Linked DNA regions of Mus musculus: all the other regions are linked to region 2. Evidence: chromatin loops called from intact Hi-C (ENCODE). Cell type or tissue: heart. All regions are shown on one strand. Region 1 holds the start of Ptpmt1 (protein tyrosine phosphatase, mitochondrial 1). Region 2 holds the start of Slc39a13 (solute carrier family 39 (metal ion transporter), member 13). Region 3 holds the start of Nr1h3 (nuclear receptor subfamily 1, group H, member 3). Region 4 holds the start of Acp2 (acid phosphatase 2, lysosomal).

What was found. Peaks named below come from ENCODE experiments on the same cell type or tissue, not always from the same donor. Only the 100,000 strongest peaks of a DNase experiment are listed, where the experiment ranks them.
Region 1: a loop joins it to region 2, with 2.2 times the contacts of the local background. A loop is called at or near these places in 8 of 42 quality-filtered maps.
Region 3: it touches region 2 in a loop (2.1-fold over the local background); 8 of 42 quality-filtered maps call a loop at or near these places.
Region 4: a loop joins it to region 2, with 2.3 times the contacts of the local background. A loop is called at or near these places in 8 of 42 quality-filtered maps.

The regions. Positions count from the first base shown.
Region 1 is chr2:90,914,762-90,919,761 of GRCm38, reverse strand. It overlaps Ptpmt1 (protein tyrosine phosphatase, mitochondrial 1), which reads left to right and starts at 1,712. Exons shown (of 5, transcript NM_025576.2): 1 at 1,712-2,050; 2 at 2,053-2,152; 3 at 2,253-2,333. The coding sequence starts at 1,776. In heart, CTCF peaks have their summits at 1,946 and 4,934 (motif pointing right); DNase peaks (open chromatin) are centred at 1,881 and 2,401; H3K4me3 peaks cover 2,886 bases; H3K27ac peaks cover 2,478 bases.
Region 2 is chr2:91,068,619-91,073,618 of GRCm38, reverse strand. Slc39a13 (solute carrier family 39 (metal ion transporter), member 13) reads left to right here and starts at 3,304. Exons shown (of 10, transcript NM_026721.3): 1 at 3,304-3,464; 2 at 4,880-5,000. The coding sequence starts at 4,888. It overlaps Gm39874 (predicted gene, 39874), which reads right to left and starts at 3,268. Exons shown (of 2, transcript NR_166131.1): 1 at 3,113-3,268; 2 at 1,996-2,553. In heart, a CTCF peak has its summit at 3,044 (motif pointing left); DNase peaks (open chromatin) are centred at 2,318, 3,148, 3,788 and 4,668; H3K4me3 peaks cover 2,831 bases; H3K27ac peaks cover 2,742 bases.
Region 3 is chr2:91,191,687-91,196,686 of GRCm38, reverse strand. Nr1h3 (nuclear receptor subfamily 1, group H, member 3) reads left to right here and starts at 1,571. Exons shown (of 10, transcript NM_001177730.1): 1 at 1,571-1,722; 2 at 2,991-3,070; 3 at 3,945-4,127; 4 at 4,632-4,898. The coding sequence starts at 3,028. In heart, a CTCF peak has its summit at 1,972; DNase peaks (open chromatin) are centred at 1,496 and 1,836; H3K4me3 peaks cover 1,274 bases; H3K27ac peaks cover 1,047 bases.
Region 4 is chr2:91,199,498-91,204,497 of GRCm38, reverse strand. It overlaps Acp2 (acid phosphatase 2, lysosomal), which reads right to left and starts at 1,586. Exons shown (of 11, transcript NM_007387.2): 1 at 1,450-1,586; 2 at 802-897; 3 at 172-258. The coding sequence starts at 1,563. It overlaps Gm23390 (a small nuclear RNA gene), which reads right to left and starts at 4,334; the gene lies at 4,231-4,334. It also overlaps a transcript of Nr1h3 not described here. In heart, a CTCF peak has its summit at 3,114 (motif pointing right); a DNase peak (open chromatin) is centred at 1,677; H3K4me3 peaks cover 2,183 bases; H3K27ac peaks cover 1,759 bases.

The DNA of each region.
Region 1 (5,000 bases), 150 kb after region 2:
CAGCTCCGGTGGTCCCAGCTCCGGTGGTCCCAGCTCCGGTGGTCCCAGCTCCAGGAGGGCTGACATAGAACAAGTGTCATGTGTTTCAGTCCAATTTACTAGAGAGATGGCTTAGCACTTAAGAGCACTTGCTGCTCTTGGAGAAAAGTGGGGTTTAGTTCCCAGCACCCACATGGAAGGCTACAATATCAGCAACTGATATTCTAGGGGATCCAATACCCTCTTTTGGCCCCCCTGTGCCACTCTCTCTCTCTCTCTCAAAAAAGATATAATAATACTATTGGATCATTTATTTTTTTGAGACAGACATCTGGCCTGGAACTCTCTATATAGACCAGACTGGTTTTTAACTCAGAGATCAACCTGCCTCTGCCTCCTGAGTGCTGGGATTAAGGGGTGTGTCACCATGATGGCAGACTCAATTCTTACTATACTTTCCAATCCCCACACTGAAAATGGCATGTCTGCTTCACTTATCGATTTAAAGTAAATGGGCTATTTTTCCTTACCTTTTTTTTTTTTTAAGATTTATTTATTTTATGTATGTGAGTACACTGTAGCTGTCAGACACACTAGAAGAGGGCATCAGATCCCATTACAGATGGATGTGAGCTACCATGTGGTTGTTAGGAATTGAACTCAGGACCTATGGAAGAACAGTTGGTGCTCTTACCCTCTGAGCCATCTCTCCAGCTCTACACGTTCCATTTTAAATTTAATACTTGTTAATTCTTTGAGGATCTCATACATGTATTAATGCACTTTGATAAAATTCATCCCCACCCTCCAAACTCCTCTCAACCTACTCTTTCCTTCTTGGGTATTATTACGAGTATTTCTTTGATAAGAATAAAATATATCTCTTTTTTAAAAGGAGGAAAAAGATGACAGACAGTGGTAGCACATGTCTTTAATCCCAGAACTCAGGAGGCAGGGACAGGTGAATCTCTGAGTTCAAGGGCTGCCTGGTCTACAAGAGAGTTCCAAGACAGCCAGGGCTACACAAAGAAACCCTATCTTGAAAAACGAACAAACAAATCACCCCAAATCAAAACCAAAAAGGAGGGGAAAAGCAGCAGATACAGGTTAAGAGTATTTTCTTGTGGCTGGAGAAATATTTAAGCAGTTAAGAGCACTGGCTACTCTTCCAGGGAACCCTGGTTTGATTTCCAGCATTCTCCAGCTTTCTCTCCGAGTCACGCTCCAGTCCCATGGGTTCCAACATCCTCTTTGGACTCCTTGGACTTTGCACCCAGGTGATGTCATACAGGCAGGCAAAGCACCCAACACACACACTTTTTTTTTTTTTTTTTTTTTTTTGAGACAGGGTTCCTTTGTGTGTCCTGGAGCTAGCTACATAGCCAGTAGAAGACATTTAGGGCTTCATAGTGTGACCTGGTTTTAAAAAAGGAGAGGGGGGGGGGCGGGGAAAGACAGAGAGACAGAGAGACAGACACAGACAGACAGACACAGGGCAGTAGACCACCACCTAGGTTCAAGTTCAGGTTCCCTGCTCCCCCAAGAGCAGCTGACAACCACCGCTTTTTTTACAGGCAGACTCGGCTTCTCCAGGGCCTTCCCTGTTTAGAGGAGCCTCTCTGCTGAGCCTCCTCCTTAGTGATGGGTGCACTCCGGGGTCACGGCCCCTCCCTAAGGTCAGGGGTTGGAGAGCCGGCCCTGCTCCTTAGGCAGGGTCACAGTTTCACCCGATCTTGCCATTCCACTCCCTCCACCCGACCCCTCGCCGCGCCTCGCGGCGCCTCTCCTTTGGAGCCATGGCTCCTGTTCCGGGATCCCTCGGGCAGGGCCGGGACTCCGGGGACTCAGCTTCGAAGAGTCGGGAGGCATCAGGTGGCCCTCAGCTCTCGTCCTCCGCGTCCTTCTCGCGGTGGCTGGTCGCGAGCCCCGGGGCCGGTGGCTGGCCGCTGCGCCTGGCGGGGTGGGGCGCCTCGCCACTGCGCCTGGCGGGGTGGGGCGGGATGGCGGCCTCCGCGTGGCTGGAGGCCGGCCTGGCCCGGGTGCTCTTCTACCCGACGCTGCTCTACACAGTGTCCGGGGGAGGGTGCGCGGCCCGGCGCACCGCGACTGGTACCACCGCATCGACCACACGGTTCTGCTGGGCGCGCTGCCGCTGAAGAACATGACGCGCCGGGTGAGAGACCGCCGGGCCGGGCCGGGCCGGGCCGGGAGCGGGCCCAGGGCCTCTGCGGGCGCCCCGCGGCCCTCGCTGAGCCTCCTCTTTGCCTCGGCAGCTGGTACTGGACGAGAACGTGCGCGGGGTGATCACTATGAACGAGGAGTACGAGACCCGATTCCTGTGCAACACCTCGAAGGTGAGGACCCGGGCCCTCTGGCCTGGCTGGCCCAGCACTCGGGCCTGGGAAAGCTGGAGAAGCTAGGGGAAGAGGAAGGACGCCGTGGGTGACCTTGTCTCCGAGACCAGTGTTGGAGACCTAGTTGCCTTCTCAAGTTCTGTGTATGTGGGTCAAGCTCAAATGGCTGCAGGTGGAAAGACGCTGAAGCTGATAAGCCAGAAAGAAGTCTTGCGAGTCTGGAGACTCAGGTGGCAGAGGCAGGATCTTTTGAGCCCAGGAGTTCAATGTGTCCTGGCCATTGTCTAAAAAGAGCGAGCTAACCCGCTGTGGGTGGCTCACTCCTGGAATTTCAGCCCCCTTAAGGCAAGAAGTTGTTCCAGGCCAGCTTGGTGTATTGTATGTAGTGAGCTCTGGGTCAGTCAGGACACAGGACAAGGAAGTCCTGCTTCAAAATGGGGACGGGGGGTACAGTTCTTCATGCACAGAATTGTACATGTATATGCTACTTTTCCTTTGTTTGTTTATTTTGAGACAGGGGTCTTAAGTCCTGATCCGATTCTCCTGCCTCCACTTTCCAAGTACTGAGATTACAGGCATGTGCTAATACACCCATTTTGTATTTGTGATTTTGGTCACTAACCTCAGTAACTAAAATTGTGACTTGTGTGTGGTGGTTTGAATATGCTTGGCTCAGGGAGTGGAGCGAGAGAACCCTGACTAATACAATGTGCCTTGCTGATTTCATTCATTTCAACACATATTTTAGCATCAGGTTTGAATTAGTTATTGTAGCTTTGGAGACGAAGGCCAACTGTAAGAAAAGCATTTCTTTAAGAGTGTGGCTCATACCTGTTATGTTAGCACTTTGTGAGTGAAGGTGGGAAGATCAAGAACTTGAGACCAGCCACAGTGTGTGGTGAGGTGGAGGCCAGCCTGGGCTACATGAGCCTGTGTCTAAAAACAAAATCACAGATAAGAAAAGGGTACCCTCTTCCTGCCAGGCATAGTGGTGCACACTTTTAATCCAGCTCTCTGGAGACAGAGGAAGGCAGATCTCTGTGAGTTTGAGGCCAGCCTGATCTACAAAGTAAATTCAAGGTTAGCCAGAGCTACATAATGAAATTCTGTCTTGAAACCCCTGCTCCAAAGAAAATTATAAAAGAAGAGCACCCCTTATTATATATGCTATGTTAATAGTTATCATTGAGAATCTGCAGAGTGGGCTGGGGATGGATTTCAGTTGATAAACTGCTTGCCTGGGATACACAAAGCTCAGTGCAGAAGGCAAACAAGGCATGGTAGTGGCACAGGGCCGACATCCCAACACCCCAGAAGCAAGAGGATCAGGCATCCAAGCTCATCCTGAGCCACACACGAGTTCGAGGCTAGCCTGGGGTATATAGGGCCCTTTATAGAAAAAGAACAAAAGAACATGACTGTCCCCGGAATTTCCCAAAATATTGTCACAGGTCTCAAGGGGGTCATTAGCTGTCAGAGTTAATACTCACTAATGTGATCAACTGTATAAACGGAGAGGCCACCAAAGCCACAGACAACGCTTGACATGTGAGTTGCTGCCTTTGTAAGATGGCACTAGCCTAGAGCAAAGAAATCTCCAAATCTCCAGGATGCCTAAGGACCTTCTGGCAGCCTTGCTAAAGTAGCAAGTTCCTGCCTCCAGCCACCCTCACTTCCACCCCCTCAACCCTGATATATTCTGCATATTTACAGGATTTAGCTGCATATTTAACAACTCTGAAAGTGGTTCTGGTTCAGTTGATATACAAGCAAAAATATGCCTTCAGGTTCTGCTGATTTGATTGGTGGGATTAAACCAGCCTTCTTGCAGTCATTAAGTTGCAGGGACTTGCTAAAATAGCAAGGAACATGGAGGCCCACACCTGTACCTTCAGCACCTGGGAAGTAGGGGCAGGAACATCAGCTCACAGGCATCCTTGGCTACACAGTGAGAATTGAGGTCATCCTTGCTTACATGAAACCTTATTTAAAAACCAACAACAACAAAGAAGCTAGTAAAAGCAGCTAGAGTGTATTTGAAGTCTTAAAGCAAAAACACTGTTGTCTAATATAACAAAAGGCTTTATTTCATTTCTCTAGTTTCTTAAATAATGTTACACAAAACCAGGTAGGCTTTTCATTTTACTTTGTTTTTTTTTTTAAGGAGTGAAGGAAGTCTTATTCTATAGGGTAGACTATTCTTGAACTCTACTCACAGCATCCTAGCCTTGGAACTTTAGGCATGAGCCCCCACTCTTGTCTAAAGTATGTTGTTTTAACTTAAAAATAACCCCCTTTTTTTTACTATGTACCTCTCAAAAAGTGGAAAAAATATTTATGCACTAATGGTAGAATATATATTTTACTAGTGATCCTTGCCTACAGCTGGATCACTGCATAGGCCCTAACTAAGGCAAAAACATGCTTCCTAACGTTATTTTAAGTGGGGGAAATCTCAGGAGCTAACTTGGCAGGCACTACACCACTGACCTACATCCTTCAGCCCCGTAACTTTTGCAGCTGAATTTTTTTAAAAAGATTTATTTATTATTATATCTAAGTACACTGTAGCTGTCTTCAGATGCACCAGAAGAGGGCATCAGATCTCATTATGGATAGTTGTGAGCCACCACGTGGTTGCTGGGATTTGAACTCAGGACCTCTGGC
Region 2 (5,000 bases):
ATTTCCTGAGGAAATTTAAATCATCCTAATATGAGTAATCATTCATACTCATTATTTATTTTATTTTTTCTTTTTCTGTGTGTGGGTTGGGTTGTTTTGGTTTGGTTTTAGTTTTGAGATAGGGTCTCTCTATTTTTTAGCTCTGGCTGTCCTGGAACTTAACAGGCAGATTAGGCTAGATCTCACAGAGATCCTCTTGCATCTGCCTCCCAGGTGCTGGCTGGGCATAAGGTCCTATTTATTTATTTATTTATTTATTTATTTATTTAATTGGTTTTTTCGAGACAGGGTTTCTCTGTATAGCCCTGGCTGCCCTGGAACTCACTTTGTAGACCAGGCTGGCCTCAAACTCAGAAATCCGCCTGCCTCTGCCTTCTGAGTGCTGGGATTAAAGACGTGCGCCACCACGCCCAGCTTTTATTTTTATTTTATTTATTTTTTTATTTTTATTTTTTTGAATCAAGGTCTCATTATGTAGCCCTGACTGCTCTGGAACCATCATGTAGACCAGGCTGGCCTGGAACTCACAGAGGGCTAGCTGCCTGCACCTGACTCCCGAGTGCTGGGACTAAAGGTGTGTGGCACCAACCTGGCACTCTTCTGTCATTTTATTCATTCCTCACTACACACAGACACAGAGACCTAACACTCTAACTGCATATACATGAACACTACTGCCAGAGAGAGGAACCCAGTATGTAGACCAGGCTGACCTCAAACACAGAGACCTACACGTGTCTGCCTCTTGAGTGCTGGAATTAAAGGCATGTGGACCTACCATGCCTAATCTTATTCATTTATTTGTGTGTGCATACTTGCAAACACACGCACACACACACACACACACACAGAGGGAGAGAGAGGGAGAGGGAGAGGGAGAGGGAGAGGGAGAAGGGAGAGGAGAGGAGAGGAGAGGAGAGGAGAGGAGAGAGGAGAGAGCACCCAAGTATATGTTTGTGCAGCACACACATGAGAAGCCCATGGAGATCAAAAGAGGGCATCAGATTTCCTGGAACCATATACAGGTGGCTGTGAGCCATCATTTGAGTACAGAAAACTAAACTCACGTCCTCTGGAAAAGCAGCCAGTGCTCTTAGCTGCTGAACCATCCATCTGTCCTTCCCCACAAGATCACCTTTTCTAAAGTTTGTTTCAAACAATGGATCTTTTCACCCTCCTATCTCTGCTCCAGTCTCTGTCCCCAACCCCTCCCCCTTGCTCCTTTAATTCCTTAGATTTTGTTGGTGTCACTTCCAGGCCAGGTGAGAAGAAGGTTTATACTAAGAAGGATTTGTAGCTGGGTCTTGCTAGTGTCCGTGCTGGCCAGGAGCCCTTTGACCTCTAGAATGGCAGGAATGCTGACAGTGTTATTGTGAAATCATTTGCATATTGTGAGGTACTTTGCATAAGATGGCATGGTTTGCATACAGGGAGGAAGATATCTTTAAAGTTCTAGTGTGGCAGCCCTAAACATCTTCTCCCTGTGGCAAAGAATCTGACTAGGCATTCTGTCTCAGAGCTTGCAGAAGGGCTTAGAAGCCCATCCTGGGAGACTTACAGGGTTGGCGAGGCGAGCCAGACAGGAGTATTTGGAAGGCGCTGGAAGTCTAGGAAGCATGCGTGTTATATTAGGCAGGTGTGATGGTACAGGCCTTTAATCCCAGCACTCGGGAAGCAGAAGCAGGCAGATCTCTGTGAGTTCAAAGCCAGTCTGGTCTCTAAATGGAGTTGCAGGACAGCCAGGGCTATACAGAGAAACTTTGACTCAGGGTTGGAGGGTGGAGGGAGGGGTATAAAAGGCTGGGGTTGTAGTTGATAGAGTACTTGCCTGGCACACACAATGCCCAGGCTGTCAGCACTGCATAAACTGGATGTAGGAGGGCACATCTATCCAGGCAGTCCACAGGTTCCAGGTCATTCTCTGCTATATAATAAGTTTAGGGGTAGTCTACATGAGACCTTATGTCAAAAATATATAAATAAATAAACCAAGAGTGGTGGCACACGTATTTAATTCTAGCACTGAGGAGGTAGAAGTAGGCAGATCTCTGTAGGTTCAAAGTCAGCCACATCTACATAGAAAGTTCCAGAACAGGCAGGGGGTTAGGGCTACATAGAACCAATCTCAAAGTAAAACGACAACAACAACAACAACCACACACACAAACACACACTGTGAGGTAGGGCATCAACTGTGATGTGTGAGTTCGGTCTGCTCTCGGAGCGCCCAGAAGGAACAAGGGACCATAGAGAGCCGCAATGGTAGGTGAGGACTAATGAGCCCCTCACTCTGTCACAGCCAGCCCAGGGGAGCACTCATTCGGCCTCTGCTGAATGTCTTCCATGTCAGTTACTGGCTGATTCCCAGAGAAGGATGCAAACATGTATCGGATCGCAAAGGAGTGGGGGGTGTTAGGCCACATCCACACCTTAGCTCCAGCTTAGACATGAGGTGGCCATCGCACGCCCTAGGGAGAGGTACATCCAAGTTGAATTCCGCCTCTGCCATATGTGTGACATATGTCTGACCCTAGGTCAACAGTCAGTACCCACCTGAAAGATAAAAACGATTTGGTAAAGTTAACACTGATTACTGAGTAAATGGTCAGTAAAGGGCTACCCTAGATCAGAGAACTGTAGCCATTGTTATTGCCACTAACTGCTCCTTCGGTCTAAGAGTTCAGGTACAGCTTTGTCAGGGTAAGAGAACACCAAGTCCTTTGTTGTATCCTGGCTTGAAATTCCAGGGCACAGGCTCTAGAAACGTGTACTGGACTTCAAAGGGTTACAGTCCTGGAGACGGTGGCCTGAGGTTCCAAGTGAAAAACCAAAGCATAAAAATAATTCGATGAGTAAGAATAAAATTCCCTCTTCTGAGGTACCCAGAGCCAGGCCCCTCCTTGCGGCAGGCACTTCCCCTTTCCCTAGCTCATGGAGGAGCCAGGCCTGCTGACTCAGAGAGCCATAGCCCTGCTCTCGTCCCGGGACGGAGCGGTTTGGCAGCCGTGCGCGCCCCCGTGTGGCCACTGCTGGAACTGCATCCTCAGAAGGACGCCACACTGAAGCCCCGCCGCCCTGTTGATCCCGGTTCCCGCGTGGGTGCCGCCCTCACCCTAGCTTAACTTGGCTAAACGCGATGCCCACGAGGGTACCCACTTCCGTCCTACTCTCCCCGCAGCCCCAGAATCCGCCCCGAGCGGAAGTGCGCTGACCGCGCGGGTCCCCCATGGTATGAGGCGGAAGCGCCTCCCCCGCCGTCGCTCCGTCTAGCCCCCCGGAGCCGCGCGCGTCGGGTTCCGGACTGTCCCGTGTGACGTGGCTGCACGCCGGGGGTGGCTCCGGGCTGGGGGCCTAGTGGTGGGGCCGGGCGAGGCAGAGCGGGGCGGGGCGCGACACTGCAGCTGGATGGCCGGGCCCGCCCGGAGCGCTGCATCTGCTGCCGCTGCCACCTCTGCCACTGCGCGGTGAGTGATCGCTGGACCCTCAGGCCGGCGTCCGGGGCGGGATGGACCGTGTCAGTTCCCAAACCTGTCGCGACTCGTCCTCAGTTTAGGAGTTGAACTTGCCTGCTCTTTGGCTCTTTACCTCTGACGTCCCACGCTCTGCCCCTCAGCCCTCCCTGCTGCCCCGCTTCTTGTCTTCTCCTTCCACCAGACATTCTAGCTCATTTTATTGACTTTCCTTTCTCTTGCTTTCTCCTTTCTCTCCATACCCCATACTTCTCTGCTGAACCTGTGGTCCCCCCTTGCCTCTGCATGACCCGCTAAGGTCTTGGCCTGGCGAGGGCCTGCCTTGGTCCCAGTGAAGCTTTGCTCGTTTGTTTGTGCTGGTGTTGGCAGTGGCGGCCGCGAGGGGTCGGGGAGGGCTGGGGCAGGGGTCACTAATTATGGCCTGAAGATTCCAGACATAGGCTTGTAGCCCACCAATCAGAGACCGATGATTTCTCTCTTAACATCCATTGGCAGATGAGGAAACTGAGGCAGTTTCAAGGTCACAGCCAGTAGAAGACGGGGCAGATCACATTTAAACTTTCCAGATTGAACTTCTGGCTTGGTTGACTCACATCCCCATCCGGCTGCCATCAGTCTGCAGAGCACATTCCTTCTGCGAGTGCTTCAGACCTCCCCTGGCATTCAGAGGACTTGCATTCCCTCCTCGATGCCAGCAGCTACCTGCATTGTCAAGTTCACCTCATATTCATCGCTGTTAGGGAGCTCTGTTACCTCATCCATTCCCTGATGAGGACACTGAGGCTCAGGCTCATAAGGGACTACAGTCAGTTAACAATCTAGAGCACCAAATTAATTAGCCATAAGTTAGTTACCACAGCCTCTGGCTCTGGCAACTGTGAGGCATCTCTTCTCTTCAGCCCCACCTCTTGTCTCTTGGTGCCCAAGAATAAGATCATTTAGGAGGAAGAGGTTTGGACTATGACTCAGTTTCCCCACCTGTGTTTCTTTGTACCACGCCATCAAGCTAAACAGTGCTGGCTTTAGACCCTGGGGTGTCTTTACCGGCACATTCTGGCAGCCAAGCCTCTCCTGGCAGCTAGAGGCACCCAACAGGGATGGTCCCTCCTCCGGTGGCTGAAGGAGCCCAGCCAGTGCCTCACCCAGTCATTAAGGAAAGTTTAGCCTCAGGCGGACACATTGACACATAGGCTGGAGCCAGCTCAGAAGGAAAATATGTGTGGTTCTTGGGAGACGTGTAGATGGGCAGAGGGTGCTCCGTGCACCCACCCTGGGGATTGTTTCCGCTGCAGAGTGAGCAGGAGGGGGATGCCATGGCCGGTTGAGAGGTGGGAAGAGACGCTGTGCTTCCTAAGTGGGGTGTGTGGTCCAGGGAGGCAGCTCACGTGAGCAGTCTTTGTGTTTTCTAGCGCCCGGCATGCCTGGATGTCCCTGCCCTGGCTGTGGTATGGCAGGCCAAAGGCTCCTCTTCCTCACTGTCCTTGCCCTGGAGCTCCTGGAAAGGGCTGGAGGTTCCCAGCCAGCCCTCCG
Region 3 (5,000 bases), 120 kb before region 2:
CTCTTCTGGTCCCTCTGGCTGCTTGTTTGGCCCTTGTCCTGTGCTTTAATGTGGACCCATGGGAATTGGAGTTCACAGCAAAACAGGAAGAGCCTGTGAGCAGGAAACTGGGAATGGGGCATGGGATGAATGGCCAGCAGTAACCTCAACGCCTGCTTCTCACATCTGAATTGAAGCATCTGCAGCCCACCAACCCTGCTGACCACCAGCCCTGCTGACCACCGATCTTGGCTTCTTCCATCTCAGTACTTCTCCTTCAGACTGGAGAATGTTCTGGACTCAGACACAGGAAGAAAAGAGCCCGGAGAAAAGACATCTGAATTCTGATCTCAGTTTGGCCAATGTGTGGTCTTGGGCAAGCTTACAAACAGCAGTGTGCGCTGTAAAACAGAGCCGTTTACTCTTTAGTAAAAGGCGAAAGATTTTAGAGCCGTTTACTCTTGGCGCTCCCTCAGGAACCAGGAGATAATGAGAGATTTGTATATGGCAACAAAGATTCAGAAAGTTGACAAAGCTTCAAGGTTCAAGGTTATGGGAAGACAAACCACTAAAGGAACTGGGAGTGGACAGATAATCCCCGCCCATCCTTGGACATTACTGTGACACACTGTGTTGATCTTTATTCTCACATTGATCATATGTGGCAAAACTATCATCATCGTCGTCATCGTCCCCATCTTAAAGAAAAAGAGAGGTTCAGAGACATTAAAGAAAAAGAGAGGTTCAGAGACATTAAAGAAAAAGAGAGGTTCAGAGACATTAAAGAAAAAGAGAGGTTCAGAGACATTAAAGAAAAAGAGAGGTTCAGAGACATTAACTTGCTCAGTCAAGATGGCCTAGTTGGATGGGGCAAAGTTCAGCACAGAAGTGCTTTCCTAGCCTAGGTTATAGCCCTCCCTGCGTTGTAACTGTAACACGGAGGTTTGAACCCAGAACCCTAAAGAGAAATGATTGTGGTGAATTGGAATGAATGCAAGCTAACAAGTGTGGAACAGAAGAGAGAGCCATTTGTTTGTTTGTTTGTTTGTTTACTTATTCAACAAAAAGAAACATAGTCTCCTCTCTAAACCAGCTGCTGATCCCCTTGGGAGATTAAATCAGAAAGGCATGATGTATTCCTTCAGGGCTAAATCTCTTGTCCCAGGAAGCAAGGCAGGAAAGCTATGGCTTTAGAGTCAGTAGATCTTGACACCATCTCAGATGGGGCTGTTCCGTAGATGAGGTTGCCTTCTTATCTATGGGGGGGGGGGTGTCTATTCTGGACTGGCCCCTGGGTTGCTAATGTCTGCTTCTCTCACTCCTCCCCCAGGCCTCTTTTTATTGGCCTCTTCCTTTCTCTGTCCCCCTCAGGGCATCCACACACAAACTCACTGGAAGGCCCAGCACCTGCCTGTCTTCACCCTTGGAGTTCTACTGGCTTGGCTCAGTCCTGGGGCTAGTGGGGAGAGCTTGGCGCCTTCCCAGAGGCAGGGGAGGAGGGAGGCTGGGAACACAGGCTGGGGCTTGGTGTCGCAATTCCGGGCCGTGCCGGGACCTTTGCTCCGCGAGGTGTCTTTGGGAGGAGGGGGGAGGGAACGCTGACTCTGGAGGCTGCTGGGATTAGGGTGGGGGTGACTGAGAAGCAGTCCTTCTGTCAGAGCAAAGAGCCTCCAGGGTGAGGAGAGGAAGGAGAGAGATGGAACTAGACCGGTCTGCGGGGAAACGCGACAGTTTTGGTAGAGGGTAGGGGACAGGGTGGCGCCGGCTAAGAGGGTGGCCGGCCGGGGAGGAGTTAGTCTGGTGGGGAAGCTACCTCGTGGGCGGGGGCCTAATGAAGCTAAGAGTCTTGGGTCGCCAGTAGGAAGGACCCCTTGGCAGTCCCTCCCCTTGGCCTTTTCCTACATTACTGCTTCTCCCTGCTGGCCCCTGTGCGCTCAGCTCTTGTCACTGGCTGCCCGCTGCGGCCTCGAAGGCCAGGTACTGCAACACCCTCTTCTCCCAGCAAGGGGGCTCCAGAGACTACGCAGCCGGGAAGTCTGGTGGCCTGGGGATTCGGCGAGTCTGCTCAGTGGCTGGGGGGCTCTATCCTTGCATCTGGGTGGGGAGGGATGTGATGGGAGGATGTTCTAGAAGTGAGGAATATCTAACGGGACATCTGGGCGGGGATAGAGTTTTACTAAGTCTCAGAAGAACTGGAGGGGTTCTGGGAGAGGAGGCCCGCTACTGGTGAGATTCTTGAGACAAGAACTTAATACTAGGACTTCAGTAACGGCAGGGAAAAGATTATAATAAACAGACCCATAGAGTGAGCTTCGATCCAGTCTTGTGGTTCTGCCAACTTTGGCTTGCCCTAATGTCAGACCAGATGGAAGGACCCTCCACTCAGCCTGGAGACAGGCGCAGAAAAGGATAGAACAAAGCTGAGAACGCAAACAAGTCAGGATTCTACTCTTGGCTGGACCACCTCCACCTGTCTGTCTATAGGCAGTTTCCTTAATCTCTTTGAACCTTAATTTGCTTATCTTTAAAATGAATTTAAGAATAGGCCTGACAGGGTGGAGGTTGTAGAGTTCAATGGCCAACCATTTGCCTAGCCTGCCTGAAGTGTCCTGGGTTCAATCTTTAGAACTGGGAAAAAATTTATATATATAAATGAATGGGAGAGAGAGAGAGAGAGAGACTCCTGAATTCAGCCAGGTTGGTGCTGCATGCCTTTAATCCTGGCATTCGGGAGGCAGAGGTAAGTGGATTTGAGTTTGAGGCTAGCCTGGTTTACACAGAGAGAATTCAAGGACAGCCAGTACTACATAGAGAAACCCTGTCTCGAAAAACAAACCAACCAATCAAACAAAGAAATCCGGACTTCATAGGGATATAGTAAAGAAGGCTTCATAGGCTAATCTATGAGAAGTAAATGTCAGTCGATGCTGTGAGGACAGAAAAAAGGCACAGGGCACAGAAGGGAGCCCAGGCCTAGTTCTGGAAATGTGTAACCTGGCTTGTTCCTGCAGGACAGTGTCTTGGTAATGTCCAGGGCTCCAGGAAGAGATGTCCTTGTGGCTGGAGGCCTCAATGCCTGATGTTTCTCCTGGTAAGCTGTTTTATTCAAACCTTCTCCCCGGAGCCCAGGTCTCTGGCTCCTCTCCTACCTCAGGAATCAGCCCCCTCCCCTCACTGCATCCAGCACCCCTTAGAAGCACTGCCAGATCTAAGTGTTGCTCAAACCCTTTCCCCTGGTTCTAGTGCTTGGTCAGTGAAGTCCTCAGTCTGGGCTTGCTTTTCTGGGAAAGCTGACACGTCTCATGCTTAGACAGCTCTGGCTTTGAGAGTTCTGTCCGCTCTATGAAGTGGATGCCCTCCATCATCCCCCCAGGGGGCAAAGGCTAGCACCTTTAAGATCATTTAAGATCTTGATGTACTAGTTGGGCAGTGGTGGTACACGCCTTTAATCCCAGCACTTAGGAAGCAGAGGCAGTTGGATCTCTGTGAGTTCAAGGTCAGCCTGAACTACCCAGAGAAACCTTATTGTGTGTGTGTGTGTGTGTGTGTGTGTGTGTGTGTGTGTGTGTGTGCGCGCGCGCTTGTGTAGGGTGTCTTGATATGCAAAGGGCTGCAACCAACACCAGTCTTCAATCCTACGGAGTACTGGAATCTGAAATCATGAGCTGTGGCTTAGCTACCTTCTTTTTCTGTTTGTTCTTTGTTTGCTTTGAGACAGGGTTTTTCTGTGTAGAGTGGCTGTCCTAGAACTTACTCTGTAGACCAGGCTGGCCTCAAATGTAGAGATCCACCTGCTTCTGTCTCTCAAGTGCTCGGATTAAAGGTGTGCACCACCACACCTGGCTAGCTTGCTTGCCTTCTAAGGGTAGAGTTGAGTTTGTAGTTTCCCAGCCAAGACACTTGGGGATGGAGTCTAGATAGGACCTGAACCCACACCCATTCTCCCGTGCTTCTCTTGGGCTCAGATTCTGCAACGGAGTTGTGGAAGACAGAACCTCAAGATGCAGGAGACCAGGGAGGCAACACTTGCATCCTCAGGGAGGAAGCCAGGATGCCCCAGTCAACTGGGGTTGCTTTAGGGATAGGGTTGGAGTCAGCAGAGCCTACAGCCCTGCTCCCCAGGGCAGAGACCCTCCCAGAGCCGACAGGTAAGAGTCACCTGGATTTGGAGAAGGTAAAGTCTCCCTAGATAGGGGAGAGAAACTCTGGGGCTCTTTGCTTTCTAACGTCACAATTAAATCTGAATGCTCTGGGTCAGCTAGACACGGATGACTTTGGTATGAATTGTGTCCATATCTTAGGCGTTTCTTAGCCTCAACCTCCCTTCTTGTGAATTGAAATTAATCCTATGATCATCTTAAGGATCGATGCTTATAAAGAGCTCATGTAGAACTTAGGACATAATAGTCCTCCGTAAAGGACAGAAATTGTTATAACAGATTAGCCAGGCACTGTGGCACGTCTTGGTAATTCCAGTTACCCTGGAGGCTGAGACAAGATCACTTGAGTCCAGGAGTTCAAAGGCTACATATTATGAATCAGAGAGGAGGGGAGGGGGAGAGAATAGCATTCAGTGGAGGGAAGGAAATGGAGAATGCCTAGCTAGGAGCGATCAGTGGAGGGAGAACATTAAATCTTGTGTCTCTATCCAGAGCTTCGTCCACAAAAGCGGAAAAAGGGCCCAGCCCCCAAAATGCTGGGGAACGAGCTGTGCAGTGTCTGTGGGGACAAAGCCTCTGGCTTCCATTACAACGTGCTGAGCTGCGAGGGCTGCAAGGGATTCTTCCGCCGCAGTGTCATCAAGGGAGCACGCTATGTCTGCCACAGCGGTGGCCACTGCCCCATGGACACCTACATGCGGCGGAAATGCCAGGAGTGTCGACTTCGCAAATGCCGCCAGGCAGGCATGAGGGAGGAGTGTAAGTGTCCAGGGCAGGAACTGGGAAGAGTTGACTGGGAAAAATACTGGTGCCCTGCTGTGAAGACAGACAGATGCTTACACTTGCAGAGATCTCCTGAGT
Region 4 (5,000 bases), 130 kb before region 2:
AGAGACACTTCAGACTCCAGAGCCGTATTCTAGACAGCTCTTAGATGTCTTGTCCAGGGACCAAAAGTTCAAGAGGGAACCTTGACTGCCCAGGCTCATCCTTAGATTCTCTGCAGTCAGAATATAATCCAAAGATCCCAGTCCTTTTGCCAATCAAACTCCCAACCTTACCTCTTGCCTGTGGTAAGAGGTGTTCAGAAAGCCATGGTAGCGTTGCCGCAGGGCCTGGCCCAGCTCCCAGTGCTGTAGCATCCCTTCCTGTGGGCAAACCTGAGAGTTAAAGTCCAAAGAGGAGCTGGGCATGGTGGCCTTTAATCCCAGCAGTCACTCTCTGAGTTCAAGGCCAGCCTGGTCTACAAAGTGAGTCCAGAACAGCCAGGGCTCTGTTACACAAGGAAACCCTGTCTTAAACCTCCCCCAAATCCCCAACCCCTGGGGAAAAAAAAAAAAAAAGTCCAAAGAGAGGGGATTAGCCACAAGTCCTATGTATGGCATTTAGGCATTCTTCCCTTGGCAAGAGGTGAATTTGATTCCAGAAGTGGCCAGTTGTAATGATACTGTCCCCTGCACAGAGTTGTTAAGAAATCTGGTCATAGCCAGAGATGTAGCTCACTGTGCTTAGCATAGACAAGGTTCTGGGTTTAATTTCCAAAACCACAAAAACAAAACAACAAAATAGACATCTGGTCCATCAGAACCCATGTGGGAAGCTAGTAGTTTAAGGAGCCCCAGTTTCTGTGCTCCAGATGTGATTCATTCCGTAGCATATCCCGAGACCTTGCAGGTTGGCTTTTGACCCACCTTGGTTAGCTGACCAAATCCCTGGGGCCATTTCTCTTCCTGATAGGGGTCCTTGGGATATGTCTTCACTGGTGACCGATCTCCATGTCGATACAGCTGAGCAAAGAAAATGGTGTGTCTATAGAATCAGAAGGGTCTTCTAGTTAAGGACAGGACCCACCTCTGCACATGCCAGGAAAGGAAATTTCACTCCATCTTTCTCTACTGAGCGATGAAAAAAGACCCCAGTTCGGGCGATGCAATGTAACCTGAGATAATAGGTAAAGCCCCAAAGCACAGGTAGAAGAGTAGTGAAAGCAACGCCTTCTGGGGGAGGAAGTGGGCAATGGGACTGGGAAAACAAAGATCAAAGTCGTCTTTATGGGTGACTTTCAACCTTTTAACTAAATTCCCATCCTAGGGAAGAATATCTCCTACTCGGTCGTCCTGCCCTAAAAAAAAAAAAAAAAAAAATAGCCTAGGGCTCCAAATCAATTCTTAATCCAGCCGCACAACCCACTATGGGCCAGCGGTTTCCTAAACCGGTTCTTTCTCCTCCTTGAGAAGTGAGACCCCGGCCCCAGAACACAAGCTCTGCCCCTCCCTCTACCAGCCGGCCTTTGCCCTTTCAGCTTTGGCGAACCCGTTGGTGACTCCGTCACCCATTACCAAGGTAACAAAGCGTAGACTCCGGGCCTGTATGGGTGGCATCACCGTTAGGCACATGCCAAGAAGGAACTGGAGAAGAGCCGCCTGGCTCCAACCAGTCTGTCTGCCGGCCATCACTGTTGTAGGCTGTGTAGCAAGAGGCCGGAACGCCTTGGGCGGTACCTGCTGCAGCCGCCCGGATGCATTCGTAAGGACACTTGCCGGAAGTGCAGCCTTCGCCATCTTTCTTTGGGTTGCGGGAGACCGGGAATGAGAAAGTCTGGTGGGAGAAGGCGGAATTTGGGAGGGAATGCAAATGGAGAAGGTTTGCGATTGGCGGTGATGAACGAGGGTGGGACTGTTGCGCGACCTTCCGGGCAGAAAAGGCTTAAACACCTCGCTTTTGTAGAGGCGCTAGGTCAGGCTTACCCCTTCTTCTACAAAGCTGGTGCTTGCCCTGGTTGGGGTCTGGGCCTGGAGAGCGAGTGCCTGCTTTGAGGAATGCTTCTGAAAATGATCCCAGAGCCTCGGCTGGTGCAAAACTGGGGCAAGGTGTGGGGAAGTACAGAGCCTAACTTTCTGCTCTTGGGTGTGTAGTTTAGTGTAAGCCTTGGCTTAGACACTGTTCCGATAAGCGGGCTTGTTTGAGATGTAGGGTACTGCATGTAACCAGCCCTTTGGACTCCCTGTGTCCTTGAGGTAGATCCAGTCTAGTCTGCCATTCATGTCCTGAACAAACCTTCGTACTCCCCAGTTTTTTTCAGCTCTTTTCTTGTGCTTACCGATTTCTAAATTAAATTAGACTCAAACGTCATGTTTGAGGAGGAGTTGGATTGCATAGGATGTTCCGATTTCCCAAACCCACTACATTGAATTCTTATGGGAGGAATCTCAGAAAACTACATCAGTTTTGATGCAGGCATATAACTGGAATTGCCACAGAATCAGAGTTCCTCCAGACATTAGCCTTTAGGATTTGGAGGCAGGCAGCCAGTTGGGTGTCTGGATGTTGTGATTCCAAACCTTAGAGTGACACACAGTTGCAGATGAGATCTTGGGCCCTTGATATGCTTTAATGCAAATCTGATCAGAATTGATACTGTCCCAGGACTCCAAATAAAATTATGTACCTTACTGCCTAAACTTTACTTTCGATGTCACCTTGAGAAAGACTTGGGGAGAATAAGAAGGCTTCAAAACTAAATAGTTTTAAACTTAAAAACAAACAAATCTATGTGGTGCATGCCTTTACTTCCAGCACTTGGAGAGGGGGGTAGATGTCTGAGTTGTATGTAGGCCAGCCTGGTCTATAGAGCAAGTTCCAGGACAGCCAGCGATACATGGAGAAATACTGTCTGGAAAAAACAATGATGAAACAAAATATTTTCTATGTATGGGTGTTTTGCTTGCATGTATATCTGTGAACCATGTATATACAGTGTCCTTGGAGGCAAAAAGGCAGCATAGGATCCCCTGTAGACTTTAAGCAGCTGTGTGGGTGCTGGGAATAGAACCTGAGCCCTCCTCTGAAGGAGTTGCCAATACTTCTAGCTGCTTAGCCTGCAGCCTCAGTTCTTTTTTTTTTTTTCTTTCTTTTAGATTTACTTATTATTATAAGTACACTGTAGCTGTCTTCAGACACACCAGAAGAGGGCGTCAGATCTCATTATGGGTGGTTGTGAGCCACCATGTGATTGCTGGGATTTGAACTCAAGACCTTCGGAAGAGCAGTCAGTGCTCTTACCCACTGAGCCATTTCACCAGCCCCTCAGCCTCAGTTCTTAATTTTCTTTTCTCTTTTCTCTCTTATTATTTTGATTTTTGAGACAGGGTTGCTCTGTGTAGCTCTGGCTGTCTTGGAACTCTGTGGACCAGGCTGGGTGTTGGGATTAAAGGCATGCACCACCTTGCCTGGCTATTTCTTAACTGTTTAAATCACAGGTTTCCTATAAATCACATGAAAAATTAGCCCTCTCTCCAAAAAAAATGTGTCTACACATGAACACAGAATATAGTTTTGCATATAATGTCAAGTGATTCACAAAGATCCTCCATCAACTTATAAGGTTAGGAAACCAACCCAGAGAAAAGTAGTTTGCCTAAGCGTATACAGTTTAGAGAGTGGATTGAAATTCATTTGCTTATTTTTGTTGTTGTTTGTCTTTTGAAACAGGGTCTTATATAGCCCAGGCTGGCCTCCCACTTCTGATCCTCTTATTACCACGTGCTGAGCTCTGGAATTACAAGTGCGTTCTGCCCAACTCAGCAGTTTTCTTCTCAACCTCCCTCTCTTCTTTCAGACAGGATTAGGGTTTTGCTGTGTAGCCAAGGCTAGCTTTGAACTTATTACTGCCTCACTTCTGAAATGTACAAAGTATATATTACCACACCTAGTTTGAAATTGAAATTTTCTGATTTTGGGTTAATATATAATCTGTTGTTTATTTTTTTTAAATATCTATTTATTTGTGCGTGGCATGTATAGAGGTCAGACAGCAACTCTCAGTGGTCCATGCTCTCCTTCCACAATGTGGGTCCCAAAGTTTAAACTCAGGTGGTCCAGCATGATAGATAGCACATGCCCTTACCTGCTGAGCCATCTCACCAGCCCCACATCCCAACCCTTTTTAAAATATAAAATGTGCTGGTGCATGCCTTCAATTCCAGTACTTAGGAGGCAGAGGCAGGTGGATCTCTGAGGTTGGGGCTAGCCTGGCATAGAGAGTTCTAGGACAGCCAGAGCAACAGAGAGAAACCCTGTCTCCAAATAAAATAAAAATAAATAAATAAATAAATAAATAAATAAATAAAGAATGCCTCACAAATGTCCATGTCATCTTCAGGCAGGGACTATGAAAATCTCTCTGTATTGCTCCATTTTTAGTTTATGCGCTGCCAAAGACAGCAGTGTAATGGAAAGTTTCTTGTAGCCTGTACATATGGCAGCCCCAAGGTATCTGGAGATTTTATCAAAGGAAATCATTCACATAAGTGCCATCGAATGGAACATGATTAACTGACAAGTGCATTTAGTGGAAGTTTTTTGTTTGTTTGTTTGTTTTCAGACAAGGTCTCACTTTGTGGGCTCTAAAGCTCTCCTGCCACTTTTCTTACATGCTGGTAGTATAGGCGTGCTCCTCCCACATATGCTTGTGGAGTTGTTTCACTTTTGTTCTGTTTTTCAAGACAGGATTTCTTTGTGTAACCCAGGCTGTCCTAGAACCAGCTCTGTAGACCAGGCTGGCCTTAAACTCACAGAGATCTGCCAGCCTCTGCTTCCCCAGTGCTGGGATTAAAGGCACTTGCTACTACTGCCTGGCAACTTTAAGACTTTTTTTTTTTTTTTAAAGATGTATTTATTTTTATTATATATAAGTACGCTGTAGCTGTCTTCAGACACTCCAGAAGAGGGAGTCAGATCTCATTACGGGTGGTTGTGAGCCACCATGTGGTTGCTGGGATTTGAACTTCGGACCTTCGGAAGAGCAGTCGGGTGCTCTTACCCACTGAGCCATCTCACCAGCCCAACTTTAAGACTTTTATTAAATATCCCAGCACGCCAGGTGTGGTGG